Linked DNA regions of Homo sapiens: regions 2 and 3 are each linked to region 1. A link is a contact called in ENCODE Hi-C or POLR2A ChIA-PET data. All regions are on one chromosome and are shown on one strand. Each heading gives the region's core, a stretch centred on a gene start or an enhancer-like site at or near the end of the contact. The rest is flanking DNA. Distances are from core to core; before and after follow the strand shown.

What was found. A loop is a pair of places that touch in the nucleus more often than their neighbours do. ChIA-PET counts read pairs that join two places held with the same protein, here RNA polymerase II (POLR2A). Pooled maps may share reads with other maps.
Region 2: a loop to region 1 is called in a map with no recorded cell type, with 2.2 times the contacts of the local background. The contact joins the promoter of LINC01742 here to the enhancer-like site in region 1. A Hi-C loop is called at or near these places in 2 of 168 maps with a recorded cell type or tissue (aorta and heart left ventricle), 2 of 37 single-sample maps with no recorded cell type and 4 of 50 pooled maps. POLR2A ChIA-PET finds 5 or more read pairs at or near these places in 3 of 52 experiments (B cell, K562 and MCF 10A).
Region 3: a map of transverse colon shows a loop between it and region 1 (2.9-fold over the local background). The contact joins two enhancer-like sites. A Hi-C loop is called at or near these places in 7 of 168 maps with a recorded cell type or tissue (CD4-positive, alpha-beta T cell, esophagus squamous epithelium, lower leg skin and 4 more) and 1 of 50 pooled maps.

Annotation. Positions count from the first base shown.
Region 1 is chr20:57,656,267-57,659,157 of GRCh38, forward strand. The region is part of intron 2 of PMEPA1 (prostate transmembrane protein, androgen induced 1); the gene reads right to left. Among named protein-coding and RNA genes, the nearest start is that of ZBP1, 37 kb to the left of the region's middle. RefSeq lists an enhancer at 1,470-1,599. Within about 2 kb of position 1,450, at least 12 of the 41 ENCODE cell types and tissues checked have a DNase peak (open chromatin) inside an H3K27ac peak, as active enhancers do.
Region 2 is chr20:58,002,488-58,005,294 of GRCh38, forward strand. LINC01742 (long intergenic non-protein coding RNA 1742) reads left to right here and starts at 1,417. Exons shown (of 2, transcript NR_147083.1): 1 at 1,417-1,580; 2 at 1,698-2,161.
Region 3 is chr20:58,101,050-58,104,000 of GRCh38, forward strand. No RefSeq gene overlaps it. Among named protein-coding and RNA genes, the nearest start is that of CIMIP1, 48 kb to the right of the region's middle. Within about 2 kb of position 1,327, at least 2 of the 41 ENCODE cell types and tissues checked have a DNase peak (open chromatin) inside an H3K27ac peak, as active enhancers do.

The DNA.
Region 1 (2,891 bases), core at 200-2,699:
GCTAGGTCTTTGGCTCCCGCTGCTGGCAGATTGTCGCACATTGGCCTGGCCACAGTCTTGTCCCTGCCCCTGGGAAATGGGCCCTTGGTGGGCTGGGTTCTCTCGGGAGCAGGAGACCCACACTGAGGACTGATTGGGGGATAAAGAGGACAAAGGGTCACCCCATCCAAGGCCTGAGTTCCTAGTCTGAGCAGGCCTTGGGCACAAAGACTGGGATTGCCTTTCTGGGTAAACCTGAAGTCTGCGCCACTCCGTGGCTGGGCGGTCACTGCAGTGACGTTCTGCATCATGTCCCGAATACCCTCGGAGCAGCGCCAGGGTGGAAGTGCCATCCCTGGTCGAGGGGCTTGCCTGCACTGGAGCCTCACCCTCAGAGGGCAGATCCTTGCCCAGTGTCACACAACAAGGAGGTGACAAGGCCGAGAAAAGACCTCAGAGCTCAGGGTCTTACCTGAGATGGTGAGGCAGGTGGGTGAGGCACGAGCTCTTGTCTCCATACAGGCAAGAGGGGACCCCCAGGGTCACCCTGAAAAGGGGCCATGGTCGGATAGCCATGCCAGGGGCAGAGCATGGATGGGCTGGGGGGATGTAGACTGGGCCCGGGACAGATAAGAGCTGTATGTGGATCTCTATGGAAGGCCGCGGGGCCCAGGGACTCCTGTCTGGCAGGGGGTCCCCAGGGGAGCTGCCACATTCTGCTTTAGGCCTAGTGAGGCTCCACGTTTACCCAGCCAGGCATCCCGGGCGGCTGTGCAGGCGGCTGGGTAGACAGTGGGAGGAGACTTTCTATTGGCCGAAGGTGTGACGGAATCCTACCCCTTCCTGGCAGCAGGATCCCAGGTGCCGTCTCCTGCTCCACAACAGTGAAGCCCCTGCAGTCGGCCTCTGGGTACGGTACACTCTCCACTAACTGCATCCTCCCCATGACCACGGGCCGCACAGGCCTAGCTTCAACCCACTGTGGAGATGCACACACTGAGGCTCCGAGGGGCAAGGTGAGTCCAGCCTGGAGTTAGTGCCCCTCCAGGGCTGGTGCCTTCTGGAATGTCCAGGCACCGTCACTCTCCCCAGCACTTGAGGGAGGACGGAATAGGCTGTGGGCTCTTCACACCGGCAGTGACAAGCAGTGTGGCCTCCGGCAAATGTTCCACCTCTCTCATCCCCAGTTTCTCCTCTGGAAAGTGGGGTGAACCCCTGAAGTCCCTGATGGCATCCCTGGGCAGACGTAACCAGTGCTTGTTGCTGGAGTGGTAGCAACAGCAAATAAACACGTCGGGGCTTGAGAGCAGCAGGTCTGCAGCACGCCCTCCGGACAGCGTGCTGGGACGCACAGTGGGCCCCGGGTCTGTGGGCCAGGCATTCCCATCAGAGGTCCCAGGGCTGATGCTCCTTGCCCTGGCAACCTGGTGACGCACTGAGGCTGGGGCCTGATGCAAGCAGAGGTGTCCAGACCTGCCAGGGACAGGCCTTCCGGCTAGGGACTGTGGCCAACAGGCTTCTCAGCTGACTTGGCTCAGCCCAGGGACTCTGGGCGCCACCACCAACCCCAGGCGTCCCCAGAAGTGGGGAGGCCACACTCAGTGCTGCCTGTTCTGTGAGTCCTCCCCACACCTGGTGAGCCCCGGCTCAGAGACGTGCCGCAGCCCCAGGGCTGGCCACGTGCCACCTCCTCCCCACAGTTCCCAGCCTGCTCTTTAAACAGCCGCTTCCTGCCCCACGTGGTTGAGTTACACATCCTGGGTGCAGAGATGGAAGCCATTAAGAGATTAACTCTGTGCCGCCCTTTGGTCCACCTGCTGAAGGATACCGAACAGCCGGGCTTCAGGCGGCCGACATGGAGCCGGGAGTTCACCGTCAGAGGCGGGCAAGTTCCCACCGACCCAGATCTGCCCTGTTTGCCCCTGACTTTGTGGAGATTCGAAAGGGAAATTCTTGGGGTTTCCAGAACACCCACCAATGCTCACAACTCTGAGAGATCAACACCCAGGACTGTAATGGAGAGCGGGGTCCCTCCTGCAGGGCTCTGTCCTCCTCACACTCCCGCGCCCACTTCACCTGGTCCTGCACAGCACGGCCTCAAGAGCAGCTCGCCCCAACTTCCTGGCCACGGCCCTCGGCTTCCTTCATCCGTGCACCTGCTCCTGTCTGCGCCCATCCAACTCACCAGCAGCACCCCCTGGGACTGGCTCACAGCCACTTCCCAAACGCAGGGGGAATTTTGCATACCCCGTGTGTGTGCTGGGTAGAGATCTGTCAGGTGGATGGATGGATGGATGGAAGTGCTTTTATAGCCAGTAATGACCAGACCCGTGCTCTGTGCTAAAGCCCTGAATCTCTGGGGAGGTGGATGTGACTGTCAGCCCATTTTACAAATGGGGGATCTGAAGCCCCATTTTGTAGATCAGGGACAGGTCTGAGGGCACGTGGCCAGTACTGGTGGAGATGGGATTAAACTTAGGCCCCGGGACCTGGTGTCCTGTTGCCTCTATGGCTCTCCAAGGCATTGTGACCACATGACCAGATGTCAGCATAGCACGGGCACGAGGGCAGGGCCGCCACCTCCCTTCCGTCTGGGTCAGGGCTGCAGGACTGCAGGCACCTTTCCCACCACTACCCCGGTGGGTAAGAGCCAAATGCCGGCCCCTCGTCTCCACCATCCTGTTGTGTCAGGCCTCTGTGTGGACCCAGAATGCCTTCCTGTGCTGCCTGCCCCAGGTGCCTCCCTGCTTTCAGCCTCATCTCTCTAGGTCTGTCTCCACTCAGCCTCGAGAGATGTGGGTCAAGACGGGGGTCAGCTTGCGCTGCTTGTGAGCCCAGCCCTGCCTCCCTAGCCGAGGGTTCCTCGCAGAGGCTCCCCCAGGTCCCAGTGGTCGCATCTCCTGCATGGCGCT
Region 2 (2,807 bases), core at 167-2,666, 350 kb after region 1:
AAACCTTATATCACAGTTGTAGTTGGGAAAATCAAAACCAGAAGGTGGCTGTAAAGATAAACACATCATTATTAATTTTAAAAAATTCCAGCAACCTGACATAAGAACAGAAAGCCAAACACCGCATGTTCTCACTCATAAGTGGGAGTTGAACAATGAGAACACAGGGACACAGGGCGGGGGGGGTATCACCAACCGGGGCCTGTCAGGGGGGTGGGGGGCTGGGGGAGGGATAGCATTAGGAGAAACACCTAATGTAGATGACAGCTTGATGGGTGCAGCAAAAACCACCATGGCGCGTGTATACCTATATAACAAACCTACATATTCTGCACATGCAACCCAGAACCTAAAGTATAAAAAAAAAAAAAGTCCTTGTGTGCCTCCTAAGATCATCTTGCCAATGATATGTATGCCGCACGTTGGACGACACTGCCTTCACTCAACCTCTTTATTTACAACATGAGAAGGCTGAGGTTCAGAGGGGACAAGATTTCCCTAGGGTCATTCAGGTTGCCAGGAGCTCTGGGTGCTGGTTCAGGGTCTGCTTACCTGAACCTGTCCTTATCCTGACCTTCTCACTCATCCTGGCAGGTCTGTCTCCATGGGGATGGGGCCAATCAGCTCTCGACCCAACCCATCACTGAGCTCCCAGGTACCTGGCTGAGCCACAAGGGTCCAGCCTGTCCCCCTCCCGCCACATCCTCTGTTCAGTGGAGGTCCCACATATCAGATATTCCTCCAATGCTAAGTAGAAAGCTCAACCGCAGTATATGAGCTTCAGATTAAATTATTTTTAATTTCATGGTGCTCCGTTCCACAGTCAATTAATTCCATTTCATTTTCAAGGGTCCCATCACCCTGCCTTCTTCTTTTTCTAGCAGTTTCAGTGATTTTCTGGAATCAATCAGGAATTGTTTGTGTTTGGTTTTAAATACGTGTAAACGTATGGCCGGTCTGTGTCCTTTTTTCCGTTCCTCCTCCTGACTGTACCCACGCTGGACACCCCAGGCTGAGGCTGGAGGGGGCATGAGGAGCGGGCCTGGCAGGCAGGTACCTGGCCCCTTCGGGAGGTGGGGGACAGAGGAGCATTTCCACATCCAGGTGGGTGCCTGTACTACAGAAGAAGGGAACCGCTGCCTCCTGGAGGCCCTGGGCTCTGGGGACTCCCTTCGTTTGGCATCCCTGCTGTCTTTTCCTCTTAGGAAAGCCCTTCACCACCTGGAGCTGTCTGCAAGAGCTTGGCCCTGAATCCTTTACAGGGTCGGGCATGTGACTCACACTGGCCAATCAGAGTAGTCCATGCCCTGGGACAGCAAGATAGGCCGAGGAGCAGTCACATGACCTAAGCAGGGCCAGTGTCCTGTGGAGGAATAAAATGGCTTCTGTGTAAGAAATGATTGTAATCTTTTTCTCTAGGCTTCTTAGCTATGAAGGTCATGGAAGCTCAAGGCTGCTGGAGACCACCCCTGCTGTCACTTAGAACTCATCCTGCCTGATCATGAAGCCAACTAGCAAAAAGGAGAGCCAAGAGATGTCAGGAGGAAAATAAGTCCTACTGTTGTGCAGTAAGGCCCTAGGTATGACTGTGCCCGAAGGCCACCAAACTGCCCAAGTTTGAAGTTGTATGTGCCAGCAAATTTCGCTTTTTTCGTTGTTGTTAAGTTAGTTTGTTATGTCTCCTTCTCTTGTTCAAGTCAACCAAGGAACATCACTGTGTGTCACGTGTCCACCTTCCTTTCCCTTGCCTCGCATGCCCTGCCTCATCCAGGCACAGCCTGGAAGGTAGAGGTGAGTGACAAGCACGCAGGAAGCTTTATGGAACATCCAACACCTCAAGACTCAGCTCAGACACCACCTCCTCCAGGAAGCCTCGCCTGGTGCCCTAGTGTGCCTTCTCAGGCTGGTTCATAGCCCATCTCTGCTGGTCCACAGCCTTTATTGAGGGCAGCACCATGCATAAGGGCTAGACTCTGGAACCCAGATGTCCCTGATTGGAATGTCAGCTCTTGCCAGCTGTGTGACCTTGAACGTACGAGTAACCTATCCGTTCCTTGGTTTCATCACCTATAAAATTAACATCAGTCTCTCTACCTAGTCCTACTTTGTTGTGAGATTTGTCACTGAGTTAGAACAGAGGCCAGCACATGGCTACTCCTCAGGTATGAATTGTATTGGCCATCATTTTTATGTTCTGTATCACTTTTGCCATAACTGCCTTTTACTTGCTTGTCTTAAACCACAAGCCCTTTCCCTTCTCTTTTCTTTCAATACCTTTGGTTCTCCAGACCCCACAGTGCCTGGCATGTAATGAGCCTGAGAGAATGTCGGTTGAATAATGTGTGCCCCCAAAAATGAACAGGCAAATCTATATCTTCTGCTCTTCCTTCTACCTGTCAAGAACTCTGACTTTGCCATCTCGTTTCTGGCTCTCATCCTAAAAATAGGATAATGAGCAAGCGGGAGGTGGAGAGAAGTAGAAGTGAAAGGGAATGAAGACAAACACAAGGGTTGGGGGGTCAGGAGAACAGATGGGCTGGGCGGGTCATGGAGGTGCTCACACCTGACTGGGCACTGGAATCACCTGGGTGCAAGGGTTCCCAAACAAGCACCCTGAGCCCTACCCTGGAGACTCCCACCTCATCTGTCTGGGTGGGGCCTGGAACTTCCCAGGTGATCCTGTGCTATGAGGCCAGGGCTGAGAACCCTGGGACGGAGAATGGGAGGAGCTTTGATGCACATGAGAAGAGAAATGAAAGCTCCTTGAGTGTTTTTGAGAGATTTCAGCAAAGATTAGTTCCTGTTCA
Region 3 (2,951 bases), core at 77-2,576, 440 kb after region 1:
GGGCCCCTGACCTCAAGACACCTACCAGGAGACAGGAGCGCACATCTAATGTGCTGGACCAGGGCACTTCAAATTTTAATTGGCACACAAACCACCTAGGGACCATGTTAAAGTGCAGGTTCCGACTCAGCTGGGCTGGGCTGGGGCCCGAGGGTATTTATTTATTTATTTATTTACCTACTTATTTTGAGACAAAGTCTCACTCTGTCACCCAGGCTTGAGTGCAGTGGCGCGATCTCAGCTCACTGCAACCTCTGCCTCCCAGGTTCAAGTGATTTTCCTGCCTCAGCCTCCTGAGTAGCTGGGATTACAGGCATGTGCCACCACGCCTGGCTAATTTTTGTATTTTTAGTAGAGATGGGGTTTCATCATGTTGGTCAGGCTGGTCTTGAACTCCTGACTTCGTGATCTGCCCGCCTCGGCCTCCCAAAGTGCTGGGATTACCAGTGTGAGTCACCGCGCCTGGCCCCGAGGGTCTTCGTTTCTAACCAGCTCCCAGATGACGCAGCCCTGCTGGCCCCGAGCCACACTGGGTGCTTACCGGCAACGTGTTGCACTCTGCAACCAAAGGCAAGGCCGCATGGCACCCATCCTTCCCTCCTGCCCCACATGCTAGTATGTTCCTTCAATCAACTCTCACTTTGTTCCCTAAATGTATTTAAAGGTAAATTTTAAATTCTTATCTTAAATGAAAAAGAAACATCACTTTTGATACACAGAAAATACCCAGGAGATAAATAGAGTAAACTGTTCTACACCTGGTTGCACATCCTCAACTGATGGTCCTGAGCCACATCCAGCTCCCCCTCTGTTCAAATCAACTTCAAAATAAACTCCATACTCAGAGCTTTCGTGGCCAATGGAGATGGTCAATGTTAGGGGTTAAAGGCATATTAGCACTAAGCCGAGACTTTCTCTTTGAGATCACTAGAGGGATTCTGAAGAATGGAAAAAGGGGCCAGGCACGGTGGCTCATGCCTGTAATCCCAGCACTTTGGGAGGTCAAGTCTGGCAGATCACCTGAGGTCAGGAGTTCAAGACCAGCCTGGCCGACATGGTGAAACCCCGTCTCTACTAAAAATACAAAAGTTAGCCAGGCTTGGTGGTGGGTGCCTGTAGTCCCAGCTACTCGGGAGGCTGAGGCAGGAGAATCGCTGGAACCAGGAGGCAGAGGTTGCAGTGAGCCAAGATCATACCATTGCACTGCAGCCTGGGCGACAGAGCAAGGCTCCATCTCAAAAAAAAAAAAAAAAAAGAAGAAGAAGACAAATGGAGAAAGGGATGAGCTTCTCAGTTTGTGGTTCTCTGTTACTTGGCAACACAGTGTGTGCTGCAGGCAGTGTTTTGGGAGAGCCTGGATTGACAACTGCAGAGGCCACTCTGTCCAGCCCAGGCATGCTCCAAGTGCCTGAGGTCATTGGCAAATGACCACAGCTGGGCTCTCTTTGGCTCAAGAATCTCCAGATTCCATGCATTTTCATGGCCTAGCAAAATGCCTCCAGTATTTGAACCCCTTGACAGCTGGCCTCGCTATGGCACCATTCCACGAGAGAAGAATCTCACCGCCCTCCACCCCATTATAATCACTTTAGATAAACCCTGCTCACAGGCGGCAAGAAATTTAAAAAAAAAAATGTGGGAATAGATGTTGTTTCACAGGCAGCAGAGATTTAGCTGTGCCGCTTTCTCTTCTTAATTGTGGGTCTGTCCAGGGAACCCACAGCAGTGGATAAATCACGGTGATGGTTGGCAAGCCACTGTTGCCACACAGCTACCCGAAGAGTTACAATATTATCTGATGCTGAAAGGTGGGGATCAGGGAAAAGGGTGAATGGATGACTCAGTCACAGATGGAGCCACAAAGATGAAGCCATTCATTCCCACCCACCACCACCACCACCACAAAAAAGAACATCTGAGCCCCCACCATGAGTCAGGGATGAGCTGGTGCACCTGCCCTCAGGGGCTCAGCCAATAGAAGGTGCACCCCCTAATGATCTGAAGTAACTTGAAATCACAGAGTCATCCTACCCAAAATGCAAACTCAGTGGTTTCCTCACCTACTCAAAACCCTTTAAGGATGCAAAGCACATCTGGTTTTGCTTGCTGCATTCCCATTTTCCCGCTGGTAACAACTTCCTGGTCTTCTTAGTGGAGACCCACTCCCCCCGACCTTTGGTCTACGTGGTCTGGGTGGGGCTGGCGTGTGCTCCTCTGTCCCTCCACCCCACTCAGTGGGTGGGCAAGCTTCCCAGAACCCTGGCTACCTAGGGGTGGCATGTGACCAAGAGGGAGTCCAGGACAATCCCAGTCTTCAGTTGACACATCCTGAAAAGCACACCTGCTTCTGCCTGGGCTTGCCAGGAGTATCAGTGGGGACTCTGGACCTGCCTCCAGAAAGAAAAAAGGATTCGTGATGGTTAACTGGATGGGTCAACCCAATTGCCCAGGGCTGCCCAGATCAAATGTTATTCTCGGTGTGTCTGTGAGAGTGTTTCCAGATAAGCTGAGCATTTGAATTGGTAGACTAGGTAAAGTTGATGGCTCTTCCCCATGCAGCTGAGCATCATTCAAACCACTGAATAGAACAAAAAGGTGGAGGAATGAGAAAGCCGCCCTGTTTTCTTCCTGCCTTCCTGCTTGAGCTGGGACAATGGGCTCCTTCTGCCCTGGGGCTGAGGTTTATACCACCGCCTCCCCTGCTGGTCAGGCCTTCGGAATCAGGCTGGAGTCATTCACGGCAGATGGTGGGACTTCTGAGCCTTCATCATTGCATGATCCAACCCCTCCTAATAGATCTTCCTTTATGTAAATATATATAGCGATGATGAAGGTGGTGATGGTGGTAAGAGGATGAAGCTTCCCACCTCCCAGAGTGGAGGAGGAGGCTCTTCGGTGACCATGCACTCAGAGAGACTCTGTACCTCTGTTCGTTTCTGGCACTTCTGGAA